Linked DNA regions of Homo sapiens: region 2 is linked to region 1. Evidence: read pairs that join two places in POLR2A ChIA-PET (ENCODE). Cell type or tissue: OCI-LY7. All regions are shown on one strand.

The links. Peaks named below come from ENCODE experiments on the same cell type or tissue, not always from the same donor. Only the 100,000 strongest peaks of a DNase experiment are listed, where the experiment ranks them.
Region 2: POLR2A ChIA-PET joins it to region 1 with 11 read pairs; 2 of 35 experiments call an interaction of 5 or more read pairs at or near these places.

Annotation. Positions count from the first base shown.
Region 1 is chr15:76,571,673-76,579,672 of GRCh38, forward strand. SCAPER (S-phase cyclin A associated protein in the ER) reads right to left here. Exons shown (of 32, transcript NM_020843.4): 23 at 2,486-2,612. Among named protein-coding and RNA genes, the nearest start is that of MIR3713, 11 kb to the right of the region's middle. RefSeq lists enhancers at 3,903-3,952, 3,963-4,012. In OCI-LY7, no CTCF peak of the experiment used is centred here; a DNase peak (open chromatin) is centred at 3,869.
Region 2 is chr15:76,382,434-76,390,433 of GRCh38, forward strand. The region is part of intron 27 of SCAPER (S-phase cyclin A associated protein in the ER); the gene reads right to left. It also overlaps the pseudogene TRK-CTT16-1. Among named protein-coding and RNA genes, the nearest start is that of ISL2, 50 kb to the left of the region's middle. In OCI-LY7, no CTCF peak of the experiment used is centred here; no DNase peak of the experiment used is centred here.

The DNA of each region.
Region 1 (8,000 bases):
ATTCCTCCATCAGTGCTTACACTTGCCCAAGTTCCACCATCCTACCTTGTCACTTCTAGACTATCTTCAAATATCCTTCACTGGGTACCTGGCTTTGGCTCTAATGAGTTTGTTACTCCAGGCAGTTTTCCAAACAAAAAGGAATGGCTATTTACAATTCCTAGACTGAAATCATAAATATCATCAGCTGAATTACACTGAAATGTCAGTATTACTCTATGGAAGTCTTCATAAAGTGAGTGTGTGTCTTGGCTAGGTAAAAAGGATTTTAGTTATAAAAGTAGCAAAAGGATCTTATTGTAGGTAAGTCTAAACTCTTAGGTGGTCCTGCAGTGTATACTCTGAGGACAGCTTTACAGCAAGTTTCTGACACAGACCATTTAGACTGGGAGCCAGACAACATTTTTCTTCCCCAAATTATAAGAAATCAGTGGTATTTCAGTAAATTGCCCCTTTGTGAAGGAAATAACTTTAGGTAAATTTTCATACTGAATACTTTCTTATATAGATCATTTTGCCTTTTCCTCAAAAGTTCTATTACTTTAATCTAAAACAATATTCATGAGATAAGATACGTGTAGCAGTGTCTTCAAGCAATTGCCTTTTAATTCAAAGTACTCTATACTTTACAAAAATAATCAGTATATAAATAATTTTTTAAAAGATCAGAGATTTTTCCTAAAGCACATTAAATCTTTAAATACTGCATTCTAGCAAATGTGTGACAAGTACTAGTTTCTGAACCTCTGATATCCTGAAAGGGATGTGTTACACACAAGAACTGACTTTACAGCTCTGCCACAATGCCACACTGAATAGGCTGCTTTCGATTCCTCCAGACGACTGTACTGTCTGATGCCAAAATGTAGTTGAGCACTATCTTGCAAAGTTGGACACTGATATGCCTGAGAACCCCACAATTCCACCATTGAGGCATATGCCCTAGAGTAGAGCAGTGATTCTCAAAATATGGTCCTTGGACTAGCAGCATCAATATGACTTAGGAACTTGTTAGGAATACAAATTCTCCAGACCCACCCTAAACCTACTTAATCAGAAATCCGGGGCAGGAGCTGGGGGCAGCAATCTGTGTTTTAACAAGTTCTCTAGGCAATTCCGATGTAGACGAAAGCCTGAGACTCCCAGCTTTAAAGAAGTTCTTGTTTATTTACTTTGATACAAGAATGAGCAGCACTGTTTGCCCATGCTTGCGTGCACTCTCTCTCTCTCTCTCTCTCTCTCTCTCTCACACACACACACACACACACACACAGAGAAATGTCCACTGTCAGAATAGATTTAAAAATTGTATTAACACAATGAAGGACTTACTCTACAGCAGAGAAAAGCAGTGACAAACAGCTATATTTATAAGGCTAAATAAAACTTAGAACCATAACTTTGACTGAAAAAATAATTGTAGAGGTCTATTGTGCAATATTTTATAAAGGTCAAAGCCAAGTAACATTATTTAACAAAACATTTATGTGATAAAGCAATAAAGCTATTTCTAAAAAACAATGATACACCTTTAATTCTGTACAGTATTCCCTTTAAAGGAATCATGAATGTGGTAAGAAAGGATCATATTGGGAAACACAAATGTAGTGGTAACAATCTTACTCTAAATTGGGTGGTGAGTTCATAGCTGTTCACTGTATTCATATTATTTTTTATTAATATTTCTTTTGTACATATCAAATATTACATTACAACCTTTAAACCCAGAAAACAAAACAAAACAAAAACCCAAAAACTACAGCTAATAAATGAAAATAGCCATTACTTTAAATAGAAAATTAGAAACCACCTAAATATTATACATTATGTAAAATGTGATATGTTCATTCCATTAAAGATTTTTAAAGACATGATAAAGTATTTATGATAAAATAATGTAAAAAAGTCCAATAAAATGTTTGGAAGAAGATACAATAAAATGTTATCAGTTGCTATTACAGGAAGTTTTATTTCTTCTTTGTACGTTTAACATTTTCCTATAGTGAATAATAAATACTTTAAAAATCACTGAGGATATTTAAACTATAATTGAGATATTTAATGATTCTAAGTCATTAAAGAAAACTGCCAAATCTGTTGGAATCAGGGGATATTGGTGTTTTGTAGAAATCTGGTTGTGATTTATGAGGCTTTATAATTCAAAGTTTTCTATTTTCTGCCATAAAGTCATACATCTTTATTATTGTGATTCCTGACAAAATAATTTCAGTTTATTTGTGTGAGGAAAACATGACTGAGGAAACCATGACCTAAAGAGGACTTCAATTAAAAAAAAACCTGAAAATAGCTTCAATTAAACAACTGAAAAGAACAAAAGTAAAAAAAAAAATTCATCTATTATTGACTAGCTTTAAAAAACACAGAAGAAAGGTATATACTGAGTCTGCCTTATAGCTCTATGTACTGTCATAGTGAGAAAGGATCACAAAGATTAAGGTTCAAAAGCCAGATATTAGTTACACACCTCTTTTTCCAGTATTCTAGTGATCTCTCCTAGGGTCCGATCCAAAGCAGACACTTTATTGTTTGCCCATGAGCCACTGTCTTGAACTTGTACTTGTTTTAGAAGATCTTTGGCTAATCGCTGAAGCCTTTAATACCAAATGAAAGGAAAGAATGACATTAATGAAACAGACTATAATCTTCATTTCCCAAAACACTTTGAAACACAAGTTACTTTCAGTATTGGATTTGAAAATGCTTCACAGAGCATCTGAGGGGAGAAAAAACCAGACAACCAATAAAGCTAGTGTTATTTTATATTCATGACCACCAATTCATTCTTCATGGCACAAAACAGAACTAGAGGATAGTATTATCAATCTACAGGATTAGCTAGAGCAATTGATGCCTTTAGTTTCTGTATGATTCTTAAATTAGAACAGAATTAGGAAGGGGGAGAAGGCCAGAGGATGAGAGCAGAGAAAATGAGTATAAGAACCTGAGCAGGTTTTTATATTTTGATTTAAATCTTCGAATATTATTAGCTTTATAAACTCTCAGAATGTTGAACTTCCAAATGTTTGTTTACAGGCAGTTTGGGGATAGTCTGCTACTGCTCATATCATTTACTTAGACGACAGAACATTTATTTAGTTTTCACCAAGAAATACCACATTATACCTAGACTGTAAGAGTCTTCATTCAGATCACTGTGTGCATTACTTCTTTGTGGCCCCTACCTGGTACCTCACTCTTGGAGCAACCCTCCTCTGCTTTCCACTTATTTACTTGAGAATCCACTAATAGATGCTCACCAGATCTCCCCACTTTTCCCCTATATATCATCCCCGTTGCCTTAAATTTTTATCTGTGGTAGATTCCACAGTACATCATTATAATCATTTTCTTGCAAATGTCCTACATTTCCTCTCTGTTGTTCTGTTTTTTACTCTTCTTAGACAAACCCCAGCCGTGGTAATAATGTTTGTTTAGCTCTTACTATGGGCTAGGCACCATTCTCAATGTCTTGCATGCATTAATTTCTTTAGCTGGATTAATGAAAACAACTGGCAGACTTTTCCATTTCTGAACCTGGCAGGGGTGGGGGTGTGGGGGGAGTCAGACCATGCAAAATACTGGTAGGACTACTGATTCAAGATCTTATTAAATCTCCCTAGGGTGTTCATTCTCCCACTATCCACAAAGGTTTGCTTCATACATTCCCCACTCTCTTCAAAAGTCCACCCTTTCCTTTCTCTCTTTTGCTTTCATAAGATGATCCTACATTTCAAAGAGAAAACAGAAGTTATTGGAACAAGAAAATTTTCACTTTCGGCCATAAAATCTACAAGCTTATCTGCATTTCACTCATCTTCTTCTCTGTTCCTCTTATTACAGTCATTCCTTCCAGACAGGACTAATTTCACCACACAGGATGTATGCATGAGTTCTTTCTGGATCTCAAGCTCTCTCTTCTTCCTGTCTCAGGTCTTTCTGCAATGTTCTTCATCTTTTCCTTCTGAAATGCTTCCTCCACTCCCACATTACCTAGAACATTACTATTTATCCCTCAGCTCTTAGCACAAACATTACTTTCTCTGATTTGACTATTTCTTCAAAGCACTCATCATAAGAGAATTAAAAATACTTACTGAACTAACTGTTTAATGTGTGCTTCTCCTATGCAAAGCTTTACAAGGGAATTTCCTGAAGTGATAGAAATATTCTGTGTTTTTACTGTCCAACATGGTGGCTAGAAGCTATTGTATTGAACAGTGCAGAAGCAGAGTATTAACTTCATGAGCGAGGTGCTCGTCTATCTGCTCACTGCTTTATCCTTATCATGTAACATGCTACTTTTACATAAGTACACTCATTAGATATTTAATAAATTCATGTCCTACAGAGAAAACTTCTTCTTTACATTAATTTTAACAATATCCAGACCAAGGATGGTGGTTCATGCTTGTAATCCCAGCACTTTGGGAGGGCAAGGCAGGAGGTTCACTTGAAGCCAGGAATCTGAGATCAGCCTGGGTAACAAGGCAAGACCCAGTTTCTACAAAAAATAAGAAACTATTAGCTGGCAATGGTGGCGTGCACCTGTAGTCCTAGCTACTCAGGAGGTTGAGGTGCGAGGACTGCTTAAGCTCCAGAGTTCCAGACTGCAGTGAGCTTACAACACTGCGCTTCAGCCCGGGCAACAGAGTGAGACCTTCATCTCTAAAAAGAAAAAAACCCAATAACTTCATAGGTTACAAAATACTTTCATGTACATGATCTTATTTAATCCTCTCAACAACACTGTCAATAAGTATTATCCCTATTTGAAAAACGCAAAAACTGATGCAGAGCAAGATAGCCAAATAGAAGCCTTCACAGATGTCCTCCATACAGGAACACCAAATTGAACAACTATCCACATAAAAAAGTACCTTAATAAGAACCGAAAGTTGTGTGAATCACCACAGTACCTGATTTTAACTTCGTATCACTGAAAAAGGCACTGAAGAGACAGGAAAGACAGTCTTGAAATGCTGATGCCACCCCTCCCTCCTACCCTGGCAGCCACCCTGTGGTGCAGACAGAGAGTCTATGCACTTGGGAGACAGGAAGCACAGTGGCAGTGAGACTTTGCCTTGGAAATCAGTGCTAGCCTGTTACAGTGGAAAGCAACAGGACACAATTCAGCTGGCCCCCACAGAGAGAGCATTTATACCAACCTTAGAAAGCGGGGAATCGCCCATCCTAGCACTCGGAACCTGAGTTGCAGGTTAAAGTGTTCTGGGGACCTAAATAAACTTGAAAGGAGGTTTAAGCCACAAGAACTGCAATTCCTGGGCAAGTCCTGGTGTTGTGCTGGGCTCGGAGCCAGTGAACTTGGGAAGAATGTGACCTATGAGACCAGCCAGGGCAGCCAAGGGAGTGTTTGCACCACCCCTCTCTCAACCCCAGGCAGCTCACAACTCTGGTACAGACTCCGTCCCTATGCTTGAGGAGAGGGGAGGGAAGACTAAAGAGGACTCTGTGCCAGGCACAGTGGCTCATACCTATAATCCCAGTGCTTTGGGAGGCTGAGGCAAGCGGATTGCTTGGGCCCAGAAGTTCAAGACCAGCCTGGGCAACATGGTGAAAGCCCGTCTCTAGCAAAAAATACAAAAATTAGCTGGGTGTGGTGGCACACACTTGTAGTCCCACCTACTCAGGAGGCTGAGGAGGCAGGATCAATTGAGTCTCAAAGATCAAGGCTGCAGTGAGCTATGATCATGCCACTGCGCTCTAGCCTGGGTGAAAAAGCAATACCCTGTTTCAAAAAGAAGAAGAAGAAGGAGAAAAAAAGAGGACTTTGTCTTGCAACTTGGAAACCAGCTCAGCCATAGTAGGACGGAATAACTGGGCAGAATCCTGAGGCTCCCATTCCAGGCCCTAGCTCCTGGATGGTATTTTTAGACATATCCTGGGCAAAAAGGGAATGGGCTACCTTAAAGGGAAAGACCCAGTCCTGGAAGGATTTGTCATCTGCTGACAAAAGACTCCTTGGGCCCTCACGAGTTAGCAGTGGTAGCCAGGAAGCACTCGCCAAGGGCCTTGAGTGAGACTCAGAGACATGATGGCTTCAGATGGGATACAGCCCATTCCCAGCTGTGGTGGCTACGGGGAGAGACTCCTTCTGCTTGAGAAAAGGGGAGGGAAGAGTACGGGAACTTTGTTTTGCAGCTTAGGTATCAGCTTGACCACAGTAGGGCAGAGCAACAAGAGGGTTCTTGAGGTCCCTGATTCCAGGCCTTGGCTCTTGGATGGTATTTCTGCACCTGAACTGGGCCACAGGGAAGCCACTGTCCTGAATGGAAGGCCCAGGCCAGGCAGCATACACCACAAACTGAATGAAGAGCCCTTGGGCCTTGAGTGAACACTGACAGTAGCCAGGCAGTACTCACCATAGGCCTGGGGTGGTGGTGGCCACAGGAAGAGACTCCTATGACTATAGAAAGGGGAGGGAAGAGTGGTAAGGACTTTGTCTTGTGGTTTGGGTGTCAGCTCAACCACAGTAGAACACAGCACCAGGTTGATTCCTAAGGTTTCTGACTCTAGGCCCTGGCTCCTGGATGGCATATCTGGACCTGCTCGGGCCAGGCAGAACTTGCTGCACTGAACGGAAATACATAAGCCTGGCGGGTTTTGCTACCTGCTGATTGCTGAGCCCTAGGGGGACTTGAGCAAACAAAGGTGGTAGCCAGGCAGTGGTTACTGTGCGCCTTGGGCGAGACACAGTAATCTGTGCTTCAGGTCTGACCTAGCACAGGCCCAGTGGTGGGGGCTACAGGGGTGCTTGTGTCAACCCTCATCCAGCTGCAAGCAGCTCAGCACAGAGAGAGAGAGACTCCATTTGTTTGGGAGAAAATAAGGGAAGAGAACAAGAATTTCTGCCTGGTTGTCCAGCAAATTCTTCTGGATCTTATCCAAGACCACCAAGGCAGTACCTCTACGAGTCTATAAGAGCCATAGTGTTACTGGGCTTGGGGTTCCCCCAAATGCAGATATAACTGCAGTGGCCAATAGCTTAGGTTTCAACACCCAAGTCCCTTTGGATACCTGGAAAACATTCCCAAGAAGGATGGGTACAAACAAGCCTACACCATGAAGACTACAATAAATACCTAACTCTTCAATCCCTAGACACCTACAAACACCCAATATGACCTCACCTAATGAACTAAATAAGACACCAGGGACCAATCCTGGAGAAACAGAGATAAGTGACTCTTTCAGGCAGAGAATTCGAAATAGTTGTTTTGATGAAACTCAAATTCAAGATAACACAGAGAAGGAATTCAGAATTCTATCAGATACATTTAGCGAAGAGATAAAAATAATTTAAAATAATCTTTGGGAGGCTGAGGCGGGCAGATCACAAGGACAGGAGATCGAGACAATCCTGGCTAACACGGTGAAACCCTGCCTTGACTAAAAATACAAAAAATTAGCTGGGCATGGTGGCGGGTGCCTGTAATCCCAGCTACTCAGGAGGCTGAGGCAGGAGAATGGCATGAACCTGGGAGGCGGAGCTTGCAGTGAGCTGAGATGGTGCCACTGCACTCCAGCCTGGGTGACAGAGCGAGACTCTGTCTCAAAAAAAAAAAAAAAAAAAAAAAATAGTAACTACAACAACAATGTTTTAAGACATAGTACAAGAAGATATGAATAGAAACAACAAAAAGTGAAAAAGCAGAGGGATGAAGTTAAAATGTAAAGTTTTTATTAGTTTTTTCTTTGCTTGTTTGTTATTTAGTTTTTTTATGCAAGTAGTGTTAAGTTGTCATCAGTTTAAAATAATGGGTTATAAAATATCAATTGCAAGCTTCGTGGTAAACTCAAACCAAAAACCACACAAAAGATTCATAAAAAAAAAAATAAAAAGCAAGAAATGAAAACACATTGCTAAAGAAAAATCACCTTCACTATGAGAAAGAGAGAAAGGAAGAAAAGAAGGAAAAGACCACAAAATAACCAGAAAACAAATAACAAATAAGTCCTTA
Region 2 (8,000 bases), 190 kb before region 1:
GAGGCTTGAACCCACTGACTCTGGGATTAAGAGTCCCATGCTCTACCAACTGAGGTAGCCAGGCAATTCTGAATTAAGGTATATGTGAAGCATCTAGAGGCCAAGAGCAGGCAGTTATAGTAAACATGGCTGCCAAGCATTCACCCTTTTAAACAGAAACTGTACAAAGATTTCTAAGGAATCACCTCTCCTTAACTCATAGCCAATATGCTTCACATAGACCTCCCTCCCCATTTACTTTGGCTCAAGGGTGCCCAGGCCTAAGGTAAGCCACACATTTCTCTGGCTGTTGAGCATCACTCAGGGATGCCACACGTCACAATCAGAGCTAATGGGGTAGAGGGAGATACTTTTGCTGAGACGCTTGGGAAGAAGTCATCACTTTTTCCTCTAGATGTAAGGTCTGGAGTTGCTATAGCCACTTGTAATCACTGCACAAAACCTCAGGTATCTTATTGCTCTTTCTTCATGACACTCTGATTTTTCTCAGGAAGGCAAGTTATAAGTTTCTACTCAATGTTTTCCTTTAATTTGGCATGATCTACACAATACTGAGCAGGAGTGCTTTTATGTTTCTGTCATGGCATAATACCTTTCCCTACTTTTTAACACTACGAGTTAGTGTTAAAAATCTGGGTTAGTGTGTGTATAGGTGTGTGTGTGTGTGTAAATACACACACACACACCTACACACACATATATATACATATATACACATATATATAGGTTGTCATTTGTCATTCTTTCAGCTGGAACCCAGGATGGGAGACAGTCCTTGAAGAACTATGCTTACTTCATTATCTTTCCTAGAAGCACTCAAGAGGTGTCACTAATTAAACAAGAATTGAGAGGTGCTGACTGGCAAATTTCTAGTATCTTGTCTAGTTTTCTCAATTCATAACTTAGTTTTTCCAAAGAAATCATTTTATTCATTTTACTTTGCTAGCTGCATCAAAGCAGTTTTATTCATAACCACGGTACACATTCATTTCTTGAATGTGCACTATTTCTAGTATTTCTAAGAATACAGCCAAATGATATGACATCTTCATATACCTTGTTCTCTACTCAAGAAAGAAGCTCTCTTATGAAATACTGTCATCTTATTTATATGGCAGGATCTGCCAAGTACATTCATATCTTTCACCTTATCTCATTCTTACTGGGTTTTCATAGTTGGTAGAGAAGTTATTCATCCTGTCATTGTGCACATGAAGCAAGTGAGACCTAGAGAAATAAGGTGAAGTGTTTTAGGTCATACAAATTTTTAGTGGCAAAAGCAGGGATATCACCCAGGGCTTTTGACTGTTTAGGGTCAGTGCTTTGTCCATGGACCAAAATATCCAGGTCAAACGGAGGCTGACCTCCTCTTTTCTCTCAATGTCTTCTTCTAAGTCAAATTTTGTGATTAAGTAAATACTGTTAAGATATACAGAGACTATAATGCAATCTTGTATTGTCGAGGGGAGATATTTTTGTCTCATAGTACTCAATAAAAACAAAAGTTTAAGAAATGATATTTATTTGCTTATAGGTATATCTGAACCTTTACACAAACTTCTGTTAGCTAATGTCAGCTGGCCCTTACTTCCTTCCATTAAAGCCAAAAGAGTTAGGGGTCAGACCCTGACTAGAGACGTGAGTAGAGATTAATGTGTCTGAGTTTATTATATAGGTTCCAAAAAGGGGCCTGTGTTTGTTTAACACTGATTGCCTTTTAGAACCAGTGACAAGTCAGAAGATATTTCTCCCTAAAGCTAATTTCTAATAGGTTTTCAGAACCTTGAGGATGAGTGACATCACTGCTGGTGACAACAGTTTTACTGCTCTGTGATTCAGAATGGTGACTTTCCCTTTACTCTTGTGTTGCTTTTAAACTGATTATCAGCATATTCTAATACAGATATTCAGGAATATAGCTTTTTCACTTAAAACATCTTATAATACTTAGTCTTTCTAGCATTTATTAAGTGACAAGAATTCACTGCTATTTCCTCTTCCGAAGAATATGTGTAAAAAATCTTTTTTTTAAAAAAAGTGAAGGTTATCAGAACATCTCCTCTCCTGCACCATTATTTAGGAAAACACTCATCTGATGGATTATAAAACAATACAGCCCAGTCTTTTGCAAATATTATCCTAATGAAATGAAAACGGTAATTGAGGAAAATCTGCTAAATAAGCATTTAAGAACTTAGATGTGGAAATGGTTCAAAATGCATAAGATAGTGCTTCATGGAAAAGACCATTCATGTTGAAGAGAGCCCACAGAATATATGGGGGCAAGGGGAGGGTTTGACTGTCCCATTTGGCTTCCACAGGACTAATGTAGACATGAAGGGACCATAGAGAATGTTTACTTTTGATTTAGCTTGAAGTACAGATAATTTGTCCATGAACAGGCCACTGGCTTCTGTTGGTCTTAACTGTCAGTTATAATCACTTTAAGCCTAAATGTTTATAAGAAAAAAGTAAAAGGCCTTATTCATATCAGGCATGTGTAATGAAGTTTTCTTCAAAAAATACATAGAAGATGTGAAAAATAAGATCTGAAATTTTGTATAGTACATTCTGAGATATTTGTAATTTTACCAGATTTTAAGGTGTTTTTGTTAGGTCTCCAGGACTAGAGATCTTAGTGAGATATTCATTTCTGTTTATCAAAAGCTAGATTCAATTAGGAAAAACTAAAATTGGTTTTTCATCAATACTGCACAATGCCTGACAAACCTACTTTACCTTAAAGGAGAGTACAGCTGGGCAAAAACAGCATGATTTGTGTGGGCATGAAGTGCCATCCATTCCATCTTCATAAACCACTTATACACTGGGCCTTAGTTGGCCTAAAAAAGCAGCTGTGACAGTTCCAGACTCTATAATCCCTTTTCTTCTGTTTGTTTGCCCTGATTTCCATGGTCCCCAGATTTCCAGCTTGGTAACATCCACTCTGATCTTCAGTGCAGGTGATCTTCTAGATTGTTCTCTTAGCTTCTTGGAGTTTGGCTTCATTTTGGAATCCCTGAGGGATCTTGTGAGAACATCCCATTTTAGCCCTTAAACCCACAGACCTGCACTCAAAGATCTGCATAGTGTTGGAGTGGGTGAGACTAAGTCATTGTCTCCCCCAATGATGGATGAGAATTTTACTGTTCAAGGAGAGGTAAATTATTTCTCAGCAGTATCCCAGTTTTTGGATATTATGTCCTGGGATATTCTGAGAAAGCCAAACTGTATCCAGTGACAACATCATTCATCAGGGTTTAAGGTGAGCACAAACAGGCATGATGTTCTGTCAGGTATTCTGTCTAAAAAGCCAAAGTACCTGTGCTCTGGGAACTCTGAGCACCTGTGATGTGCAAGGTTAAGGAAGACCAAGCCCCTGTTCTAGAGGCATTACAGTCTAATAGGGGCTGGTGGGTGTATCAGTTTCCTATTGCTGCTGGAATAATTACCACAGGCTAGTGGCTCAAACAATAAAACATTTAATATTTTACAGTTCTGAAAGCCAGAAATTCAAAACAGATCTCACTAGGCTAAAATCAAGGTGTCACAAGAGCTGTGTTCCTTTTGGAGGATCCAGGGAAGAATCTGTTTCCTTGGCTTTTCCACCTTCTAGAATATGCCTGAATTCCTTGGCTTATGGCCCCTTATTGCAGCTTCAAAGCCAGCAACAGAGCATCTTCAAATCTCTTTCTAACGCTGACTTTCTTGCCTCCCGTCTTTATTTATAAGGACCCTTGTAATTACATTGTGATTACCCTGAATTATCCAGAATAATCTCACCATCTCAAGATCCTTAACTTAATTGTATCTGCAAGATCCCTTAAGCCAAGCAAGGTAATATTCACAGGTTCTGGAGATTCAAATATAGATACTATTGTAGGAACTTTATTATGCCTACTCCAGAGAACCTAGTCATTCATGATTCATTCATTCAACAAATATTCACTGATGGCCAACTATGTGGCAAGCCCTATTCTAGGACCTGGAGTTCAGCAGTAAAATCTATGACCTTTTTCTCATAAAGCTTACATTTTAGTGCAGGAAGATATAAACGAACAAATATATAATATGTAACGTATGGTGTGACAGAGGAGCAAGGGACATGGCTAGGAAATGAAGAAGTAGGAATGTGTGTGAAGCTACTTTACATAGGGTGGTTGGGGAAGCCATTTCTAAGGCATTATTTAAGCAAAATTCTACAGAAAGTGAGGAAGAAAGCCATGTGGACACCTGGGGGAAGGGTGTTTCAGGTAAAAGAGCAGAAGATCCCAAGGCTTGGAGCCAGGAGCGTGCATGACAAGTTCAACAAACAGCAAGAAGGCCAGTGTGGCTAGAGCGGGTTGAGTAAGTGGAAGAGTAATAGGACATGAGGTCAGGGAGGGAGCAGAGAAGATCAGGTAGAGTCTTGGAAACCATTATAAAACTTTTACTGAGTGACATGGGAAGCCATTGTAAGGTTTTGAGCACAGAAGTGATATACTCTGACTTCATTTGAACAATGAGCACTACAGCTACTGGGTTGAAAACTCTTTAGAACAGCCAAGGCAGAAGCAGGAAGACCAACTAGGAGGCTGCTTTAATCATCCAAGTGAGAAATAATGGTATATGAATCAGGATGGTAGCCATGGATGTGGGAAGTGATTGGATTCTGAAAATATTCAGACGGGCAAGCCAACAGATTTCCTGATAAATTGGATGTGGGTGTGAGAAAGAGGAGTGAAAAATGGCTCAATGCTCTTTGCTTGAGTAACTGGAAGACTGTGGTTGCCATTTACAGAAATGGGGAAGAAAGTGAAGAGCGCATGTCTCAGGAGGAAAACCAGGAATTCAGTTTTGAACTGGTTAAATGTGAGATGCCTATTATACATCACAGTGGAGACAGTGGATTGGAAGTTGTGTGAAATAAGCTTCCCAAGCATAGGGATTTTTGTCTCTTTTGTTTCACAGGTATATCTCCAGGGCTTAGAACAGTGTCTCATATACAGTAGCTATTCAATACATATGTGTTGAATGGCTGAATAAATACACAAGCCCAAATTCAGAGGAGGAGTCTCGGCTTGAGATATTTGGAAGCCATCAACACAGAGATGGTATTTAAAACTAGAAACTTATTCTAGTGAGTCTAGAGTCTGAGGATTGATCCTTGGGATACCCCAAAGTTTAGAACCAGGAGAGATGAAAAGAAACCAGCAAAGGAAACTAAAAAATAGTCACCAGTAGGGTAAGAAGGAAACCAGGAGAGTATGGTGCCCTAGAAGCAAAGCAAAGATAGCTTCAAGGAGGAGAAAGTAATCAATAACAAAGTTTACCTACAAATAAACATGAGGACTAAAAACAGGAGAAAATATACACAAATGACTTAAGTCTTATTTTTAGATCATAAAAACTAATTCCACACGCTTAAGATGGGAAGAGGGTAAGTAACAGGGAATGGAATACAGTTTGTCAACAATAAGTGGGAAAAAAGACTTAGCAAATTAGGTGCCTACCAGTTCAAATGAGAAAACAGCACTGCTTGATCACCAAAGAATATAAGTCAATTTTGACTAACAGGAGTACAATGTACACAACAAGGAAGGTTTAGTTCTGCTCCAGTGCACTGTATGACTATTCTGGAAGTACTGTGTCCAGCACTGGGTGCAGCGCTAATTCAGCACACAGAGGTATCAAAGTTCCCAAGTAAAGTGATCCCTGTGGTAAAAGTGTCTGGAAATAATGTCACCCAAGGAATATTTGAAGGAATTGGGAAGTTTAGCTCAGAACTGAAGGACACAAAGGCTGTCTTCAAACTGAAGAAGTATTTATTTATGACCCCACGGGAGACACGTTACTAGAAAGCATATATGAAATAAATCTATGGAAAATTTTCTAGGGCTAGGTGTGGTGGTACACGCCTATAGTCCCAGCTGCTTAGGAGGCTGAGGCAGGAGCATCACTGGAGCCTAGGAGTTCAAGGCTGCAGTGAGCTATCATCGCCTCACTGCACTCCAGCCTGGGTAACACAGTGAGATCCTATCTCTGAAAAAAAAAATTCTAATAATGAGAACATCTAAAAGTGAAGTGGGCCGTTTGGTGTGGTATGACTTCTTCTTCATCCTGGAAGAGGTGGAAGGTCACATCCACTGTAGTAGCAGAGGGCATTTAAGACTCAGCTGGGCATGAGCCTGGATGATGTCTAAGATTCTGTTCAATTCTGGGATGTTACAACAGATGTAAATCTACTTTGAAAATTACAGTCAGTCGGCTGGGCGTGGTGGCTCACGTCTGTAATCCCAACACTTTGGGAGGCTGAGGTGGGCGGATCATGAGGTCAGGAGATTGAGACCATCCTGGCCAACATGGTGAAACCCTGTCTCTACTAAAAACACAAAAAAATTAGCTGGGTGTGGTGGCACACGCCTGTAATCCCAGCTACTCGGGAGGCTGAGGCAGGAGAATGGCTTGAACCCAGGAGGTGGAGGTTGCAGTGAGCTGAGATCACGACACTGCACTCTAGCCTGGCGACAGAGTGAGACTCCATCTCAAAAAAAAAAAATTACAGTCAGTCTCTGTCACAGACACACACACATACAGCACACCCTCCCTCTCTGACCTTTTATGTTATTTATATAGTAAGATGTGGACAATAGCTTGTTTAATGCAAATCTAATTTGGAGCTCTGTTGAAGAAAATGGGGATGACTTAATGGAGAGCTGAGGGTAAAAGAAAAGTCAAGGTGGAACGTATGTATGTGTAAGCAATCTAAGACAGTCAGGACATTTGGTTAGAGAACAGTAAAAATAGGCCAGGCATAGTGGCTCATGCCTGTAATCCCAGAACTTTGGGAGGCTGAGGTGGGCGGATCACCTGAGGTCAGGAGTTCAACACCAGCCTGGCCAACATGGTGAAACCCTGTCTCTACTAAAAATACGAAAATTAGCCAGGCATGGTGGCATGTGCCTGTAATCCCAGCTACTAGGGAGGCTGAGGCAGGAGAATGTTTTGAACCCGGGAGGTGGAGGTTGCAGTGAGCCGAGTTTGCATTACTGCACTGTAGCCTGGGAAACAAAGCAAGACTCCGTCTCAAAAAAAAAAAAAAAAAAAAAAAAAAAAAAAGGCCGGGCGCGGTGGCTCACACCTGTAATCCCAGCACTTTGGGAGGCCGAGGCGGGCAGATCACGAGGTCAGGTGATCGAGACCATCCTGGCTAACACGGTGAAACCCCATCTTTACTAAAAAAGAAATACAAAAAATTAGCTGGGCGTGGTGGCGGGCGCCTGTAGTCCCAGCTACATGGGGGGCTAAGGCAGGAGAATGGCGTGAACCCAGGCGGTGGAGGCTGCAGGAGTGGAGATGCGCCACTGCACTCTAGCCTGGCCGACAGAGTAAGACTCCGTCTCAAAAAAAAAAAAAAAAAGAAGAAAAAGAACAGTAAAAATAAAGGGAAAATTAAAAAGTGAGAACATTAGGTAGGACAGGCTCAGATACCTGGGAGAATTTCCAGTTACCTGATGATGAGTTTCAGGTGAACTCAAAGAGGAACCTTTTTTTTTTCTTTTGAGGCAGGGTCTTGCTCTGTTGCCCAGGCTGCAGTGTGGTGGCACAATTGTAGCTCACTGTAACCTTGAACTCGTAGGCTCAAGCAATCCTCCCATGTCAGCCTCCCAAGTAGCTGGGACTACAGGCATATGCTACTACACCTGGTTAAGTTTTTAATTTTTTGTAAGATGAGGTCTTGCTATGTTGCCCAGGGTGGTCTCAAACTCCTAGCCTCAAGTGATCCTCCTACCTCACCTCTCAAAGTATTGGGATTGCAGCCGTGAGCCACTGTGCCTGGCTAAAGAGGAACTCTTGAGAAGGGAACCTTCCTGAAAGGAGAAGTAACAGATGATGAAAACGGAATGGACAGTCTTGCTGTTTGGGATCAACAACCTGGAAGAGGCTGAAGAAAGAGCAAGACCAGAGGACACCAATAAGAATGGAAGGTAAAGGACAAGGCCACTAAGAAGAAGAAACTC